2 separate regions of the Homo sapiens genome follow, and region 2 is linked to region 1. Evidence: read pairs that join two places in POLR2A ChIA-PET (ENCODE). Cell type or tissue: HepG2. All regions are shown on one strand. Each heading gives the region's core, and the rest is flanking DNA. Links, peaks and the distances in the headings are about the cores only.

Region 1 (9,488 bases), core at 1,768-5,767:
CCACCACGCCCGGCTAATTTTTGTATTCTTAGTAGAGAAGGGGTTTCACCATGTTGGCTAGGCTGGTCTCGAACTCCTGACCTCAGGTGATCTGCTCACCTTGGCCTCCCAACTGCTGGGATTACAGGCTTGAGCCAATGTTTCCAGCCTCCTCAGTCTTTAGATGCTGAGATTCCCTAGTTTACCTGCAAAGCCTTGGTCTGGTCAAGAAAGGAATAGAATGCCAAGGGAAATGCTAGTTTGAGCTCCTTTAGGCGGCTTCATGGGCCTTCCCATTGTATCCTTATCCCCTGGATCCAAGGGAGCCAGTGCACTCACCAAACCAAAACCCTTTCTTCATTGGCTTTTGGGTGTGACCTGGGATGAAGGAGAGGTGGGCACTAGGGGCAGGGAGTAAAACCGACCAAGGGCAAGTGGCGCCTGCCACTGTCAGAATCAGGGTTGAAGCCGAGAGCTGGGAAGATGACTGCCAATCGTCAGTTTCTGCATCCTCCACAGAACAACCTTCCCAGGGGGTCACATGTCACTGATTGAGTAATAGAGTCCAAAAGAACATGAGAAAATGGGAGAGGCAGATGGGTCTTTGTGAATTTTTTTTTTTCCCAAAACCAAGATGTTAAACTTTGGCCCACTAAGAAATGGGGTATGAAGAGGGACTTGACTGCCATGAAGGGGGAGAAAGAAGAGTTCATCTTATTTGCTGTTTTTCCTTTCTGCTTTTTTTTTTTTTTTTTTTTTTTTTTTTCCCAGTAAGGGCACCAGATAGGCTTCCCATTTGAGGACTGATAAGAATTTGCCTTGGGACACTGAAAAAAAATAACTTTTCAGTGTCACAGGGGAAAATGTATTCTTCCTAGGAAATGGAAAAGGCGTTACTCAGAGTGAGGACACAGGGAGCTACGACTCCCACGCGGGCCTGCACTGCCAGATCCAACAGTGATGGGCAGCCTCCCACCCCTGGGACAGCCTTCTTCTTCCAGGCTGGCTTTGGCCTGACTCACAGATCCAAAAGCCCCTACCTCCACTCGGCAAACAATGCCAGAACAACATCTGCTACCCCTAACCTACTTCCCAAAAGAAATGATTAAAAAGTTAAAGAAACACTTCCATATGGAAGAATCCAATCCCAACAGGTCACCACAAAGATACTTCAAACACAATAAAACAGGAAGAGCTAAAAAAAGCAGAGAAGTTCACAGAACCCACACAATCTTTTATATAAGAAAAAAAAAAGCGACTCTGGTAACTTTACACAGTTCAGAACACCATTTGGCAGTTAAGTATGTCCTTAATCTGCTGAATTTGCTTATTATAGTAAAGGTTTAGAAGAATTTGAGAGCGGTGGCCAAAAATACTGCAATAATCTCTACTCCTAAAGTAAACTTACAAAGTGAATTAACTTCTTCAACTGAAATATTTCAAAGTTGAAAGTGTTTGTCCCCTACCGCCCCCGCCAGAGACTGGCCACAGGGATGACACAGTCACTTAAAATCAGAACCACTTGAGTGGATTTATGGTTATTCATCCAACAAATATTTATGGGGCACCTAACATAACATAAGCCGGGCCCAGGGTTAGTCACTGAGATACAACATTAAGCGTGACATTCGACCTAACTTTGAGTTGCTCACAACACAGAAGGGACGCTGCAGTTCCTAAGTCAGAACCCAGACTAACAATACCCTAGAGCTGTGGGGTACTGGATGAAGCGCTTTACCTCACCGAGCCTTGGTTTCCTCAACTATAAAATGGGATAGAACTATCTTCCTTGCAGGACTGGTGGAAATATTCACAGGCACACCACAAATTCTCCATAACAAGGAGGCTTTCTCTGTCTCTAACACCTTGTGAAATGCTGAAAGGTTTCAGCCAAGAACCTAGTGGACACTTTAAGGCTAGAGGAGAGGGAGTAGATCAGAAACGACCTTTAAGGGGTGAGCGCAAAAAGAAAAAGGAAAAAAAAACAATAAAAACAATCCCACCAACATTCAGTTTAGGTGTACTAGAAACTGTAATTTTCTTCGGAGAGTAACAGACGCAGAGGCTGTTCACATGGAATTTGGCAAATCAAAGGCGAGGGAAGCCTGGCAGGATCTTGGCAGGAGGATCCCTGGGAGCATTTTGTTGCTCCAAGAGGAAGACCTGGGGCCGAGGGCTGTGGGCAAAGCCAAGCGTCTCCTCCTAGAGGCTGCAAGCTGACTTCTTTGGCCACCTCTCTTGGGCCTTAAATTGCTTCCTGAGGTGAGGCCCCCAGCTAATGGTTTATTTACAACGGAAGCAGCACTGACCTGGGAGAACACTGAATCACAGACCCCACATTAGCCAGGAACACCAGTGCTCTCCACCAATAACTTCCCAAGATACGTGAACCTGCAACTGCCTCTATTTACAGACACTGACATGGCTCACGTCCCTGTTCCACTCGGGTGAGGCGATTTAAATAAAGTATAAAAAAGGGAGCCTGGGCAGAAATATCAGGCTTGGAGTTCAGAAAGGATAAAGTTTGTTGTTGTTTTTTTTTGAGATGGAGTCTTGCTCTGTCACCCAGGCTGGAGTGCAATGAGGCAATCTTGGCTCACTGCAACCTCCACCTCCCAGGTTCAAGTGATTCTCCTGCCTCAGCCTCCTGAGTAGCTGGGATTACAGGCACGTGCCACCAAGCCTGGCTAATTTTTGTATTTTTAGTAGAGACAGGGTTTCACCATGTTGGCCAGGCTGGTCTCAAACTCCTGACCTCAAGTGATCTGCCCGCCTTGGCCTCCCAAAGTGCTGGGATTACAGGTGTGAGCCACCACGCCTGGCCAGAAAGGATAAAGTTCTGCTGCTGCCTTTTCTGTGTAACCTTGGGCAAGACTTTTCCTCTCTGGGCAAAATGACATGACACATTCATGCCCCCAAATCTAGCTTTCCCCAAACAAAGTTGTCAGTAACATTAAGACAAACAAACAAAAAATGGATACAGCACCCCTGTGGATGAATGAAATGAAGCCCCAGTACAAAGTACAAAGGATTGTGACTGCGGGGAAGCCAGGCTTGGCATGAACACAGTGCACCTTCCAAACTAGAAAGCCTGTTATGTGAAAACTGGCAAGGCTGCTGCCAGCGTAGCTGGGCTAGAGGTGGGCATAGGTGGGTAAGGTTTCTAGAAAGACCCACAGAGAACAGGAAGAAAGCTTGAAGCTCTCCGTGGGAGGACGCTGACAAAGACCAGGGGAAAGAAGCCTAAGAGAATGCAGGCTGTCTGTTCCGATATTTAATATCCAAGAACTAAAGGCAGAAGAGGTGCAAAAAGCTTAATAGTATTTGTAGTTCAAATTAAAGTGTTCAAAGCCCCGTTATAGAGCAGGGTAATGTATGCAATGACATCTGGGACTGTAATCAGCAAAGTGCTTTCAAGAGCTGCCAAAGCAAACAGCCAAATAACAAATCCACTTTACAGATCATCAATCCGGTCCTGGACTTGCCAAGGTAAATAGTAAAAGGCTGAAGTTTGCTTTGCAAACCAGGGAGCTGGGAGTTTAGCGAGGCCTTGATCCAGAGCAGCACCACTGGGCCAGGGCCTCTGGAGCTGGAGGCGCGAAAGGAAAGCCGACACGCCCTGTATCTGAAAAGTATGGAAAGGGGGCTGGGAGCGAGGGCTCCCCGAGGTGGGGGGCTGGCAGCCCCTTGGGGTGAGGTCTAAAGACAGCTGTCAATCTGGCAGGCAGCCACAGCTGCTAGGCTGGGCGGTACCCTCTCAGGTGCCCACTCTCCAGCTCAGACTCTGGTGCTTTGCGTTTTTGGCCAGATTGGAGTTTATAGATTTCTGAGAAGAAAATACAACCAGAAGCTGCTTTTTCTCCCTTGCTTCCAGTTTCTATGAAAGGCAATTAACTCTCAAAGCCAGAAAGGCAATTCTTTTTTTCTGATTTTTTCTAGAGATGGGGTCTTGCTTTGTTGCCCAGGCTGGTCTTGAACTTCTGGCCTCTAGCGATCCTCCTGCCTCAGCCTCCCATAGTGCTAGGATGAGCCATTGCACCTGGCCCAGAAGAGCATTTCTCAGAGAAGTCAGTCAGCACCCAGAGGAGAAGGCACAGTCCTAGGGAGTGGATGCTCTCCTGCAAAACCTGACTCACAGGGACCCTGACTCCCCGGAGCTCTGAGCTGAGGCAGCTGTAGAAGAGCAGTGGCCAAAGGGCATCTTGGCGTCATTGCTGAGAGTCTTACAACTGGAAAAAAGGCCCAGACCCTTTGATGAGACCCAACAGGCAGAAAATAGTAGTTCTGAGTCAGAGGGGAAGAAGTGCTCCTGCAACATTAGGGACCTTGACTATAGACACATTGCGAGTGTGCCCTGGAAAGGACGATTCAGCATGTTAGGCCAGAGGGGAAAGTCCCCCTCCTAGCCCTGGGAAGGAATCGCTGCTGTGAACGTACAGAGCACACACAAGGCCTGCGGACTTTAGTGGAAGCAGACTTGCCTAAAGGGCAAGGGAACCTAAGGGAAGTTTGCTGAGTCAACTTGGTGAGAAAAAGAAATGGGCTGAAAATGACACCAGGCTGAAAGCTGGGGCAGTGATGTGCCTGAGGAAGAACTCCGGTCTGTTCTGGGTGCCCCTGGGATGACCACAGTGGCCAGGTAACTGAGGTCCTGTGCTCAGGTTCAGGACCTCAGTCAGGTTCAGTCCTCAGGCAGGTTCAGGCTCTCCCCATCCACAGACCAACTTCTGCGAAGGCCAGGTGCAGTAAAGGTCTCTCAGCCTTAGCTACTGGGCCAAGGCCCATCAGTGGGTCAAGCATTTACTGGGCACTAATAAATACCGGTTGCTGTTACAGTGAGCTGTTCCTGTGACACTTAGGTTTCCCAAAAATACAATTCAACATTTGTCGTGGCTCCTTTGCCCTCTTAGGATCTATTATGTGTAAGACATTGGCTCAATGACTGGATACATCGTTTTCTTGGTGTTTTTTTTTTTTTTTTTTTTTTTTTGAGATGGAGTTTTGCTGTTGTTGCATAGGCTGGAGTGCAATGGTGCGATCTCAGCTCACCGCAACCTCCACCTCCCAGGTTCAAGCGATTATCCTGCCTCAGCCTCCTGAGTAGCTGGGAATACGGGCAGGGCCACCACGCCCAGCTAATTTTGTATTTTCAGTAGAGACCAGGTTTCTCCACGTTGGTCAGGCTGGTCTTGAACTCCTGACTCAGGTGATTCGTCTGTCTTGGCCCCCCAAAGTGCTGGGATTACAGGCGTGAGCCACCGCGCCCGGCCCATTATTCTTACAACATAACTCTGCAACATAGGTTTTATCATCCTATCTTATAGATGAGAGAATTGAAACTCAGAGAAGTTACATAACTTGCCCAAGGTCATCCAGCTCACCCTTGTCTCCTACGTGCTTTTTCCATGACTTCTAAGGAAGTAACTATTGATCCCCATATCCTCCCTCTCTCATCTGTGTTCAAGGGAGATGGCTTTGACATGAGCTCAGAAGCTCTTTGTTGATACTTCTACTGTATCATGATCATCTGTCTACATATCTGTCTCCCTTGCTAGGCTGTGAAGACCTGCAGGGCTGAGATTGTGTCTGATTACCTTTCTGAGTCTCTAGGGCTCTCTTAGGGACTCATCAAATTATATGTTGAATTAATATCTGAATGAATGAATGAATGAATATATGAATGCTGACTCATCTCTCAATCAGGGAAGCAAATGACCAGAAAGGTTCAAGAACTTGGCAGGGTACCATGGCTCATGCCTGTAATCCCAGCACTTTGGGAGGCCGAGATGGGCGGATCACTTGAGGTAAGGAGTTTGAGACCGGCTTGGCCAACATGGTGAAACCCCATTTTACTGAAAATATAAAAATGAGCTGGGTGTGGTAGTGTGCCCCTGTAATCCCAGCTACTCGGGAGGCTGAGGCAGGAGAATCGCTTGAACCTGGGAGGCAGAGGTTGCAGTGAGCCGAGATCGCACCACTGCACTCCAGCCTAGGCGACAGAGCGAGACTCTGTCTCAAAAAAAAAAAAAGAAAAAAAAAGAAAGTTTCAAGAACTTGATAAAGCTCTAGTGCTAGTTTAGTGGGCAAGAAAGGGGCTGTTGGGCTCAGGAAGGCAGTGAGCGCTGGCAGACATTGCGTGGTTTGCACGGGATTGGCAAGGGTCGGGGGCGCCACAATGTGAGTGGACAGGAGGGTGAGCTATTGGTGATGCTGAGACAGAGGCCTGCCTGCCTCACAGGACGTCTCCACTTTGTCCTAGGCCTGGCTTGAGGTCATAGACAGCTATTGTCTGGTAAGAACTGGTGCCCTCTGAAGATTACAGGCAGAGATCAGCTGCTGGGCACAAACCCCTCTGAAGATGGAGCTTTTCCAAGACCGACAACCACCGCAGAAGTGGCTGGCAAGGTCTGAGGGACCAGCTGCTCCCTGTGCATAACTGCACTTGCTCCTCTCACCAGACTTTGTTTCTCTGATCACACAGGTGTCCTCTCTGACCCACCTGCCAATAAAGGTCCAGAAATAGGTGTGAGTGGGGTCCAGGGAGAAAGCACCTTGCTGGGGTCTATGAGAAAGGGCTTGTGGAACCTCCAGGCTGCAGCAGTGTAGGTTTAGGGAGGGCAGTATTCTAGAAAGGTTACTGAACTCAGAGTCAGGAAGCCAGAATATAGTCCCCGCTCTGCCCTAGACTTGTAATATGACTTCTCTGAGCCTTAGCTGCCTCCTTTTTAAGATGGGGATAGGCCGGGTGCCATGGCTCACGCCTATAATCCCAGCACTTTGGGAGGCCAAGGCGGGCAGATCACCTGAGGTCAGGAGTTTGAGACCAGCCTGGCTAACATGGTGAAACCCCGTCTCTCCTAAAAATACAAAAATTAGCCAGGCGTGGTGGCAGACGCCTATAATCCCAGCTATTCAGGAAGCTGAGGCAGGAGAATGGCTTGAACCTGGGAGGTGGAGGCTGCTATGAGCCGAGATCATGCCATTGCACTCCAGCCTGGGTGACAGAGCAAGACTCTATCTCAAAAAATAAAAAAAAATAATAATAAAAGATGGGGATAATAATTCCTATGTCACAGGGTAGTATAGAGATTAGCAGAGGCAATCAGTTGGAAAGAACTCTGTAAAACTGCAACAGTCTCTTTAGGAGATTCTTTTCTTGCTGTCAAATTGTTTCCCTCCTTTCAATATGGAGCCATAAGCCCTACCAACCAGTGAAGTGTTTGCCCCTCACAAACATGGCAAGCAGGGGCTCCCATGGTGAAGGAAGCTGACCTCTCGGATGGTGGAGGGAGGGGAGGGGACGCTGTAGTCAGAGCAGGATGTTCAGGGCCTGGATGACTAGGTGTCTGAGCGCTGGGCATACCTTAAGCCTGCTGTCCTAGTAAGACTGTTTTAGGTGGGTCACCAGGCAGTATCTGTTCTAAGAATGCCTTCTTCTCATGTCCCCGAAACATAGAAGAGAAGCCATCCAGGTGTCTCTCTGCAGAGCCTTTCCAGAGAGAGGAGCCCGTGGCCCAGCTCCAGAGCCCGGCGGGCTGGGTGGCAACTCTCTGCACTTGTCTGAGGCAGCCTCGCCCTGCTCATGGGAGGTCGAGACCCACATGCCAAACCAGACACGCATATGGAGAAGATTAGCCCAAACATGCAAAAGAGACAGACCAGCACAGGATGAAACAGGGAAAAAGGCCGGTTTGGTACAAACCCCAAAAAAGCATACCACTCGAGCCCATCATGGGCTCAGTTATGGGCAGATAAAGCTCTTGCCAGCCCTGGTGATGGGCTGAGGATTCAGGCAGGTCATCACCTCAGGCCAACAATCACACCTGCCACGTGCTGAGTACACACTGAGAAGCCACGCTCGACTGGAGTGACACAAATTTGTTCTGTGTTCATGAGTTCTCGTCACAAGAATTCTCCTTTCACTTTCCCACACTGCTAGGAGTGGGATGTAGGAAGGATTATATTATTTGAACCTTTTTCTTTTTTTCCTTCCATTTAAAAGAAATTAAAAATAAAAACTTAAAAATAGAGATGGGGTCTCACCCTGTTGTCCAGGGGGGTCTTGAACTCCTATGCTCAAGTGATCCTCCCACTTCAGCCTCCCAAAGTGCTGAGATTACAGGCATGAGCCACTGTGCCTGGCCTGGACCTTTTCCTTGAGGCTAAAGTTTTGAACTAGTTCTGGGCTTGAACCTGGTGACCTCCTCCTGTGCCAAATAAAGCGACAGGGGCATCTGGCTGCTTGCCAACCCTCTCCCCACTCCCAAAGAAATTTTGGAAGCTCCAGTGATCATATCCTGTCAGAAACAGATCCAGAGAACAGAACGTCCCAGAATGAAACAAGGCAAAGCACTTGTCACATGCTTTGTGAAAGGAAAAACTCTGAAGATCAGCAGGAACCTTTGGCAACTGTCCAGCCAAAAAGCCCCCCTCCCACTCTAGCCCCCATCTTCTCCATCCCCTACCCCTGTGTGCTGAGGCTTCTAGGGCTGCTACTGTTTCATCTGTTTCATGTGTATTTCTCTGACCTTTCTGGGAAAATTGGAAGCTCCCAGAACGCAGGACATGGTCTTATATGCTTTTCTCACCCCTACGGAAAGCACCTATAGTAGTTTTCAACAAGGAGTTGCATTTGTTCAACAGCTCCCCTGGCACTGTGCTAGTGCACACTCACCGCCCAGAGAGGCCCTTTGGGAGGTGGTTTCACCTGACCTAGTAGAGAGATGGCAGAACTGTCACACAATGACAATGATTACAGGATGTCAACGCTGGCAGAGACCATTCACCACCATTGGCTGATTCTGCAAATGAGGAAACTGAAGCCCAGGGAAAGAAAGTTACTTGTTCCCAGTCATGCTATGGAGTACAGTGATAGTGCTGGGATTAGAACTCGGGTCTCCTCATTCCCTGGCCATTGCTGCCGGAGTCCTCTGTGCACTTCAGGTGTCCCCTGTGTGCTCACTGGTGTGTGTTTCTGAGGAATAGCCAGATGGGCAGGGGGACTCCTGGGGGCCTGTGGCTGTGGAGGTCTGAGAAGCTATGGAGTCTATAGCGTGGGAATGTGAGTCTCAGCTTCATCATGGACTTAGTCCACTGGCCGCAGAGGCACATGCTGACCTCTTTCATAAAACCTTCCACTGAGAAGAATGTCCTGCTGCCCAGGGAATGAAGGCCTGCATTTGGGGGCCCAGGCCAATTCAAAGTGAACACTTGGGAAAGTGAGAAACTACTGGCTGGGCATGGTGGCTCATGCCTGTAATCCCAGTGCTTTGGGAGGCTGAGGCCAGAGGATCACTTAAGGCCAGGAGTTTGAGGCTGCAGTGAGCCGTGATTGCGCCACTGTACTACTCCAGCCTGGGTGACAGAGCAAGACCAGGTCTCAAGAGAGAAAGAAAGGAAGGGAGGGAGGGAGGGAGGGAGGGGAGAGAAGAGGTGGAGAGAAAAGGGAAGGGAAGGAAGGTAGGAAGAAACGAAGAAATAAAAAACCTACTCTTAGCCCTTCTCTCAGC
Region 2 (9,488 bases), core at 2,013-6,012, 190 kb before region 1:
TTTGTAGAAATTCTTTGTGTATCCTGGGCACTTATCCTTTGTGGGTTCTCTAGATTTCAAATATCTTTTTCTAGCCTGTGTCTTGTCTTTCATTTTTTCTATGGTAGGTCATTTGATAAACTTAAGTTTTAACTTCCAAAATAGTCAAATTCACCAATCTTTTCCTTTTTAGTTTATGATTTTTGTGTCTTAAGCATTATAACTTTACAGTATCAAGCGTCAAAATGTTAGATTTTTTTTGCCAGGTGCAGTGGCTCACACCTGTAATCCCAGCACTTGGGGAGGCCAAGGCAGGAGGATCACTTGAGCCCAGGAGTTCGAGACCAGCCTGGGAAATATAGTGAAACTCCTGTCTCTGCAAAAAAAAAAAAAAAAGGCCGGGCGTGGTGGCTCACGCTTGTAATCTCAGCACTTTGGGAGGCCGAAGCGGGCAGATCACGAGGTCAGGAGATCGAGACCATCCTGGCTAACACAGTGAAACCCTGTCTCTACTAAAAATACAAAAAATTAGTCGGGTGTGGTGGCGGGCACCTGTAGTCCCAGCTACTCAGGAGGCTGAGGCAGGAGAATGGCGTGAACCTGGGAGGCAGAGCTTGCAGTGAGCCGAGATCACACCACTGCACTCCAGCCTGGGAGACAGAGTGAGACTCCGTCTCAAAAAAAAAATAAAAAAAATAAAAAAATTAATCAGCACGTGTGTGTGGTGGCACGTGCCTGTAGTCGAAGCTACTTGGGAGGCTGAGGTGGGAGGCTCACCTGAGCCCAGGAGGCAGAGGTTGCAGTGAGCCGAGATTGTGCCACTGCACTACAATCTAGGTGACAGAGTAAGACCCTGTCTCAAAAAACAAAACAATTAGATTTTTGGCAGGACAAAGTTCCCCACTTTGTTTTATTTTGTTTTTCAAAATTATGCCCTGTATGCTTACTCTTCTTTTCTAATAGTATGACTTTGAATATCAATTTCTAGCCATCTGATGATTTCCATGAATGGGCTGAATATATCTTTTCAGAGTTCATACCATCACAGCCTCCTCACCCCACTCTCTGCTCCTCCCCAGCCCATCTCTGTCATAGCTTCTCTTCAGCCCTCTCTGATTTGCAGAGAAGTGTAAAAAATGATGGTTATCAATCTCGATATAGATTGCTGAATAACTGGTCAGTAGCTCAATAAAGAGCTAAGAATCAGAGATCATTGACCTAAACCCCTTTATAAATTTGAAGATAAGAGAAATTGTAACTAAATCAAATTTCCCTAAGCAATAGAAAACGAACCCATGATTGAGTACAAAGAGCTTTAGATTCAAACAGGTCTTCTTAGTACCTACATTTTTACCCTCTCTAAACTATAAAATTAATTTGCACAGTTTTTGTAAGCATTAAATGTTAAGTATCCAGTATAATGCCTGAAATACAGTAGGCACTTAATGTTATTCTCCTCTCCCTGCTCTCCTAACCCCTGCCCATGATGATAAGTACAATGCAATGGGAATTTAGTCTTAGGGGATTTGAGAACACTTCCCAGAAGCATGCGTAGAATTAGGAGTAGGAGATGGCCAAGGAACATCCCAGACCCAAGGAACAACATGCATTTGAGAGCAGTTCACAGAATCTAGGTTATTCTGTCATAGGCCACAGATATCTTTTCATAATTGATAAAGAAAAAGGCTTCCTTGCAGGTTTATACTGTGGTGATGAGTTGGAATGAAAGAGTTGTCCCTCTTAATGAGTTTTAGCCTTGAGTTTCTTGTTAAGCATTTCAGCTGGTTCTGAGCGTGTTAGAGCAAAGGTGGTATAGAGCAGTGGATCTTAAAGTGGGGTCCACAGACCACTGAGGGTTCCCAAGGTCCTTTCAGGGGGTCCAAAGGGCAAAACTATTTTCTTAATAATCTTAAGGCATAATTTGTCTTTTGCAGTATGTTGACATTTGCACTGATGGTTGAAAAGTAATGTTGGTAAAACTGCTATCACCAAACTGTACTGGTTAGTAGTCACTGCATTCTTCATCGCAATGCACTCACATTAAAACCAGAAACAAAACAACAAATAGAAATAGCCAGTTTCAGGCCAGGCGTGGTGGGATTACAAAGTGCTTGTAATCCCAGCACTTTGGTAGGCCGAGGCAGGCGGATCACAAGGTCACTAGTTCAAGACCAGCCTGGCCAACATGGTGAAATCCCCATCTCTCCTAAACATACAAAAATTAGCCGGGTATAGTGGGCACCTGTAATCCCAGCTACTTGGGGGAATTGCTTGAACCTGGGAGGCGGAGGTTGCAGTGAGCAGAGATTGTGCCACTGCACTCCAGCCTGGGCCACAGAGCGATACTACGTCTTGGAAAAAAAAAAAAAAAAAGCCAGTTTCATTTGAAAATATCCTTGATGAAGTAACATTTATTTTTCTAAATCTCATCTCTTGGTAAAGGACTTTTTAAGGGCCAGTGTGGCAAAATGAGAAGCACACATAGGCACTTGTGCTGCATACCAAAGGACAATGACCATTTCAAGGAAAACTATCTTGTAATCATTTGAGTGGCAAATTGAGTTCACTGCTTTTTTTCATGGCACCTTATTTTTACTTGAAAAACAACTGACAGACAAGTTTTGGTTACTCAGATTTGGTAGACATTTTCTCGATGATGAGAAAACAAGCCTGCCACTTCAACAAAGCATATAGTATTTGTTGCCAACAATAAAATTCCAACTTTCAAACAAAAACAGAATTTCAGAAAACTTTTCAGTCATTTTTGATCACGTGAATGATGACATTAACAAATATCACAAATATTAACAAATGTGATTTGTTGATAATGTATAAGGAAATGTGCCAACATTTGGAGGATCTGCATGACTTAGTGAACTAATGTTTTCCAAGTTACCAATGAATTATGTGACAAAATCATTCATGGAGAAGTAATCCACTCAAAGTATATGAGAGGCCAATGATTTTAATGTAAAGGAATACAAAATTTTATTAATAAGGTTTTGCATTCTGCACTGCAACTAATCATTAAGAAACTATCAATTTATTTAAAGAAGTATCAATTTTTGAAAGAAATATCAATTTTTTGGTGTAACATTTAAAAATAGTCACAATGATCTCCAAACGTTACTTGAAACACTCGTTCCTTTTTCAACCACATGTCTGTTCGAGGCTACTTTTTCTTTTTCTTTTTTTTCTTTCTTTCTTTTCTTTTTTTTTTTTTTTTTTGAGATGGAGTCTTGCTCTGTTGTCTAGGCTGGAGTGCAATGGCATGATCTCAGCTCACTGCAACCTCTGTCTCTCTGGCTCAAGCAATTCTGAGTAGCTCCTGCCTCAGCCTCCTGAGTAGCTGAGATTACAGACACCCACCATCACACCTGGCTAATTTTTGTATTTTTAGTAGAGCTGGGGTTTCATCATGTTGGCCAGGCTGGTCTCGAACTCCTGATCCGCCCACCTCAGCCTCCCAAAGTGCTGGGATTACAGGCATGAACCACAGCACCTGGCTGAGGCTACTTTTTCTTCATATACTTCAACCAAAACATTTCACAACAGATCAAATGTAGAAGCAGATATCAGAATCTGCTGTCTTCTGTTAAGCCAGACAATAAAGAGATTTTGCAAAAATAATAGATAATACCCATTACTACTCTTCTTGATATTTTTGTTTTGGAAAATATAGTTTAAAAAATTAAATTTGTTATTTTGTTAACATGTAATGGGCTTATTATTTTTTCATGAATTAATACAAAGATATTTAAATTTTTTCTCAATTTTAGTTTCCAGTACACTAAATACTGATAGATATAATTCACATACATAAAGAACTCTTTGGGATCATCAATATTTTTTAAGAATAAAGGGTCCTGAGGCTAAAAAGTTTGAATAACTGCCAGTATAGAGGGAGAATCTTTGGGATCTAAAGAGGAAAGTATCAGAATTACAAACAATGAAATTAGAATTAGAGGTGGGCAGGTGATTGTAGATACCCAAGCTGTGAATTAGCATGGGTGATGAATTATATTGAATTAGAGCAGGACTATGATGCATTAAAAGGTAGCACAGTATAGTAAAAAAAATTTACTGGACTCGGAACTGATTTCTCCTTCTAATTTTACTATTAAACACGGTTACTTCAAGTCAAGTAACTAGAAGTCACTTCCTTTTAGAGTTGCCAGACTCGGCAAATAAAAATACAGGGCGCCCCGTTAAATTTGAATTTGAGATAAACAACAAATTATTAGGGAGCATAACTATGTCCAGAATATTGCATGGGATTCAAATTTAATAGGGTGTCCTGTGTTTTATCTGGCAGTCCTACTTCCTTTTCCAGCTCTTAATTTTCTCATAAGTAAAATAAAGGTGTGGGCTAAATTCCTGTACGTCTGCCCTTCTACTGAAGTTGGTCTATGATGATAAAAAGAGAAAAACTAGGGAAATATAGTGTGTTTGTGTTTGTGTGTGTGTTGATATAAAGTTGCAAATGGTCCTTTACTGAGAAGGACTACTGTGTATTTTGAGGTTGTTCTTCCTACCTCTTTGGCGTTGTAATATCCCTGCTTTCATGGGATGACAAATGTTGTTTTTCTAGTGTTCTTTCGGCCAAATATGTAGCTGATCCTTAAAATTGTTTTGAAATTTTACTTGTATATGAAATCACCGCACTAGATGGTATCTAAGTTTTCTCCCAGCTTTCGCGTTCCATGGATTTTGTCTTAGCAAAGGCAAAAAAGGCACACAACTCTTCACCTAACATCTGATGTGACTCTAACATCGTTTCTTTTCTAGGACACTTTTCCTCAATAAGTAATATATAGAGAATAGCTCTGCTCTTCTCTCCCACACTGTTAGTTGCAGGGAGAGTAAATGAAGTCATGTCTGGAAAGTGCCCCGAGCTCTTCAGAGAAGAACCTAGAAGGGGAGGGAAGTGCCATTGCCCTGAATTTGGAGCAATCGTTGAGTTTTTAGAATGAACTGAAAAGCTGAGAGTATGTTTAAAGTATTGTTTTTGATTTGCACATCTTCAGTTTGATCCTTAACAACATGTTTGCTATGATTCCAGGAGTTTTGTAATCTTAGTTCAGTGTTGACATTTTACATCCTTCCCAGGACTCTAAGTACTCTTTAAAGAATGTATGGTTAATGTAGTAGAGAGAAAAATCCAAAATCACACTGCATCTGAGAGCCAAGAAGTCCAGCCTTTTTACTGGCCACCAATACTGGCCTTAAATAAACATGACTCGTTTGTCTGGAAACACCTGTTAACCTAAAACATGCAAGGACAAAGCCAGAATCTTCAAGGCTCACCGAATAGCTAAGTCAGACATCATTTCTATTCTCCAAAGATTGTGATTGTTTACTTATTTTTTCATACAATTTCTTAGACTAGGCTTTCACCAAAAATAAAAGCTAAATATGATGCATCATGGGCAGAGAATTCTTAATCCAAAGCCCCAGAGATTACCTGACTTGATTATTCCACATACTCTGTATTCTCAACCAAAATAGACTTCTTTTTAAAGAGAATCCAATTTCCAATGGGTTTAACCTAGAAAAACAGCAAAAAGCTAATAAAAGCTCGGAGGCTCTTCCAAGGAAAGCATTGTGGCTGCTACACGTTTGGAGTCCTGGTCTAGTGTAGAGGTTTGGAAAAGCTGCCAATTCCTCTAGTGAATTTGCTGTTCTGGGATGTGGGATGGGGCACCTGGTAGACTCCTAGTAAATTCTTGACTAGGAATAAATTATCCTTGACTGCATTCCTGCATTGCCAAAACCTGGCCTAATTGAGATAGTGGAGTTGTTAACAGACTTAATCTTTGGAAAGAAAGAGTGTGTGAGTGTGGAGACAACTTCTCCAGCTTCCACCTACTCACTCTTCACCACTCTTTGTGTTCCTATTTTGTGGCACAACTGAGAACCAACTTTCTTCAAAGAAACATAGCTTAAATACCTGAAGTAATGCCTGCCATTTTCCCATTCATTCTCTACCATAGTATCCTATGCCAGGAGTATCTTACCAAGAGGGGCTTTACCCTACAATCACTATTCACACCTGAGTTGATTCTTCAGGCGTCAGTAGCTGGATAACCTCAGTAAGCATCAGATGAACTTCCTTTCCTTTTTCCCCCCAAAAAATGACCTTTCCTTTCCTCTCCCATATTTATAAGATCTATAAATTTGGTGCCGTGAGTTCTATTCTCAGATTCAGCCCCTCCTATTTCCAGATATTGCATGGTCTTGATGGAGGACAGGCAAGCCCCCAAATCAAGGTTTAGCCTGGGAGGGTCCTTGGCTTCACCCAGTAAAGAATTCAAGGGCGAGCTGGTGGTGTTAAACAGCAACTTTTATTGAAGCTGCAGTGTACGGGTCCTTGCAGAGCAGGGCTACCTCATAGGCAATGTGCCCAGAGTAGCAGCTCAGAGGCAGGGCTGTACTATATTTATACCCACTTTTTAATTATATGCAAATTAAGGGGCAGCTTATGCAGAAATTTCTAGGATGAGGGTGGTAACTTCCAGGTTGTTTGGTGGTTGCCAGGGAAAGGGGTGGTAACTTCTGGGTGTTGCCATGGCAATGATAAACTGACATGGCACACTAGTGGCCATGTCTTACGGGAAGGTGCTTCTGCCCTGGATGTTTTAGCTAGTCCTCAATTTGGTCCAGTGTCCAAGCCCCACCTCCAGAGTAGAGTTCCACCTCCTACATCAGTCTGATAGAATTTCTTCTTTCTTCTTCCCTGCTGGGTTTCAAAATCGATCTTGTTTGCTTTATGTTCAGGTGGAGTGACTGAAGACAAGGAGCTCAAAGAAATTAAAATGAGAGGGTTTATGAGGCTGGATTTTTAGGACATACCATGTCCTAAGGCTTCCCTGAGACCCAGGTTTCTCTGGCTGCTTCTCCACATCTTAGAAAACTTGATTACACACCCTGTAGGTGAGAAGTTCTACCTAGTATAGAATTATAAAGCAAATAGTTATGAAATACCATGATCTCTGAAGAGGAAAGTAGACATCAAGTACAAAACAGAAAATGTCATTTATGTAAGAAGCCTCATTGAGGCTCAGATTGATGCTACGATGAAATGCCTCATTCTAGTATATTATATACATGGGATCCTGAAAGTGGACCATAAAAGTGGGCCAGCACAAGCCACATCAGCTGGTGGCTTTGGGGAGCAAATGCCAAACAGATAAGTTTTTGTATGAGGTGAACTTAGCCTGTTGTGTTATGGTGGACCATAGGACAAATAGAAAATTTTCATCATTAAAACAACAACAACAAAGCTCATTTATTGAAGGGCTACCATATGCCAGTAATTATGCATATGTTATTCTATTCTCAAAACAACTCAGGAAATGTAGGTATTATTATCCTAATTTTAGAGATAAGGAAACTTCGCTCCAGAGAGATTAAAGGATTTATTCAGACTAGTGAGAGAATTGGATTTTTTTTTTTTTCTTTTTGAGATGGAGTCTTGCTCTGTTGCCCAACCTGGAGTGCAGTGGCATGATCTCGGCTCACTGCAACCTCTGCCTCCCGGGTTCAAGTGATTATCCTGCCTCAGCATCCCAAGTAGCTGGTAGCTGGGATTACAGGGCTCGCCACCACGCCCACTAACTTTTATATTTTTAATAGAGACGGGGTTTCACCATGTTGGCCAGGCTGGTCTCGAAATCCTGACCTTAAGTGATCTGCCAGCCTTGGCCTCACAAAGTGCCTGGGATTACAGGCGTGAGCCACCACACCCAGCTAAGAATTGGAATTTAAAACCAGCCCTTTAGCCTTAGAAGTCTTCTAGTCTAAACTGGTCTTCTTTATACAAATAGGGACACTGAATCCCAGAGAGGGAAAATGGACATTCCAAGGCCATATTGTTGCTAAACAGAAAAGCTGGAGTTAAAACCCAGTTTGATGGTGCTTCTTTCTATCATATTCAGGCTCTTCATGATCTAAGGAATCTGCAGCTATAGCTTAAGAAAAGTGGACCAGCATAAACCATATGCTAGACCGGGATAAACCATATGCTAGACCATAAAATAAGCCTCAAAAAAATAAAAGGATAAAAATAACAGGATAAAAATAGCACCAAGTTTGTTCTCTTACCACAATGAAATGAAATTAGAAATCAATAACACAAAGAACTTTGGAAAACTCATAAGTATGGGGATATTAACACATTCTTAAATAACCAATGGGCCAAGGAAGAAATCAAAAGGGAAATTAGAAAATGCTTTGAGATAGCCAGGCGCAGTGGCTCATGCCTGTAATCCCAGCACTTTTGGAGGCCGAGGTGGGCGAATCACGAGGTCACAAGTTCGAGACCAGCCTGGCCAACATGGTGAAACCCCTTTTCTACTAAAAATACAAAACAAACAAACAAACAAAAATTAGCCAGGCGTAGTGGTGGGTGCCTGTTATCCCAGCTACTTGGGAGGCTGAGGCAGGAGAATCGCTTGAACCTGGGAGGCAGAGGTTGAAGTGAGGCGAGATCGTGCCATTGCATTCCAGTGAGACTCCATCTCAAAAAAAAAAAACAAAACAAAAAAAAACGAAAATGCTTTGAGACGAAGAAAATTCAGACATGACATACCAAAACTTATAGGATGCAGCTAGAATAATGTTTAGAGGGAAATTTATAGCTATAAATGCTTATATTAAAAAAAGAGGAATCTCAAGTTCATAAGCTAACTTTCCACTTTAAGACATTGGAAAAAGAAGAGCAAATTAAGCCTTAAGCAACCAGAAGGAAGGAAATAAAAAGATCAAAGCAAAATTCATGAAATAAAGAACAGAAAAACAACAGAGAAAATTAAATAAAACAAAAAAACCTGGTTTTTGAAAAGATTAACAAAATTAGCAAACGTTTGGCTAGACTGACCAAAGAGGAAAGAGAGAAGACTCAGATTACTAGGATTGGAAATGAAAGTGGGGATTATAAAGGAATACTATGAACAAGTGTATGCCACTACATTAGATAGCCTAAATAAAATGGAAAAATTCCTAGAAACACAAAAATTATCAAAACTGACTTAAGAAAAAATAGACAATCTGAATAAAATGATAACAAGTAGAGATTGGATGAGTAATAAAAAAAAAAAAACTACCCACAAAGAAAAGCCCAGAAAAATGTCTTCATTGGTGAATTCTACCAAACCTATAAAGAAAAATTAATACCCATTCTTGACCAACTCTTCCAAAAAACAGAAGATGAAAGAAGAACTAAATCTATCCATATTTGCTGATGATATGATCTATGTAGAACATTCTAAGAAATCCACAAATTATTAGAACTAATAAATGAGTTTAGCAGGGTTTCAGGATACACAATTAACATACAAAAATACATTTTTTTTTTTAAACAGAGTCTCGTTCTGTCATCCAGGCTGGAATGCAATGGGGAAATCTTGGCTCGCTACAGCCTCCACCTCCTGGATTCAAGCAATTCTCCTGCCTCAGCCTCCGGAGTAGCTGGCACCACAGGCACATGCTGCCATGCCCAGCTAATTTTT

The links. ChIA-PET counts read pairs that join two places held together with the same protein. Peaks named below come from ENCODE experiments on the same cell type or tissue, not always from the same donor. Only the 100,000 strongest peaks of a DNase experiment are listed, where the experiment ranks them.
Region 2: POLR2A ChIA-PET joins it to region 1 with 7 read pairs; 2 of 35 experiments call an interaction of 5 or more read pairs at or near these places.

What each region holds. Positions count from the first base shown.
Region 1 is chr17:61,330,146-61,339,633 of GRCh38, reverse strand. All of the region lies in intron 22 of BCAS3 (BCAS3 microtubule associated cell migration factor), which reads right to left. Among named protein-coding and RNA genes, the nearest start is that of TBX2-AS1, 65 kb to the left of the region's middle. RefSeq lists a silencer at 2,832-3,126. In HepG2, for the core only: no CTCF peak of the experiment used is centred there; DNase peaks (open chromatin) are centred at 2,973, 3,443 and 4,283; H3K4me3 peaks cover 1,171 bases.
Region 2 is chr17:61,521,569-61,531,056 of GRCh38, reverse strand. No RefSeq gene overlaps it. Among named protein-coding and RNA genes, the nearest start is that of NACA2, 65 kb to the left of the region's middle. In HepG2, for the core only: no CTCF peak of the experiment used is centred there; no DNase peak of the experiment used is centred there.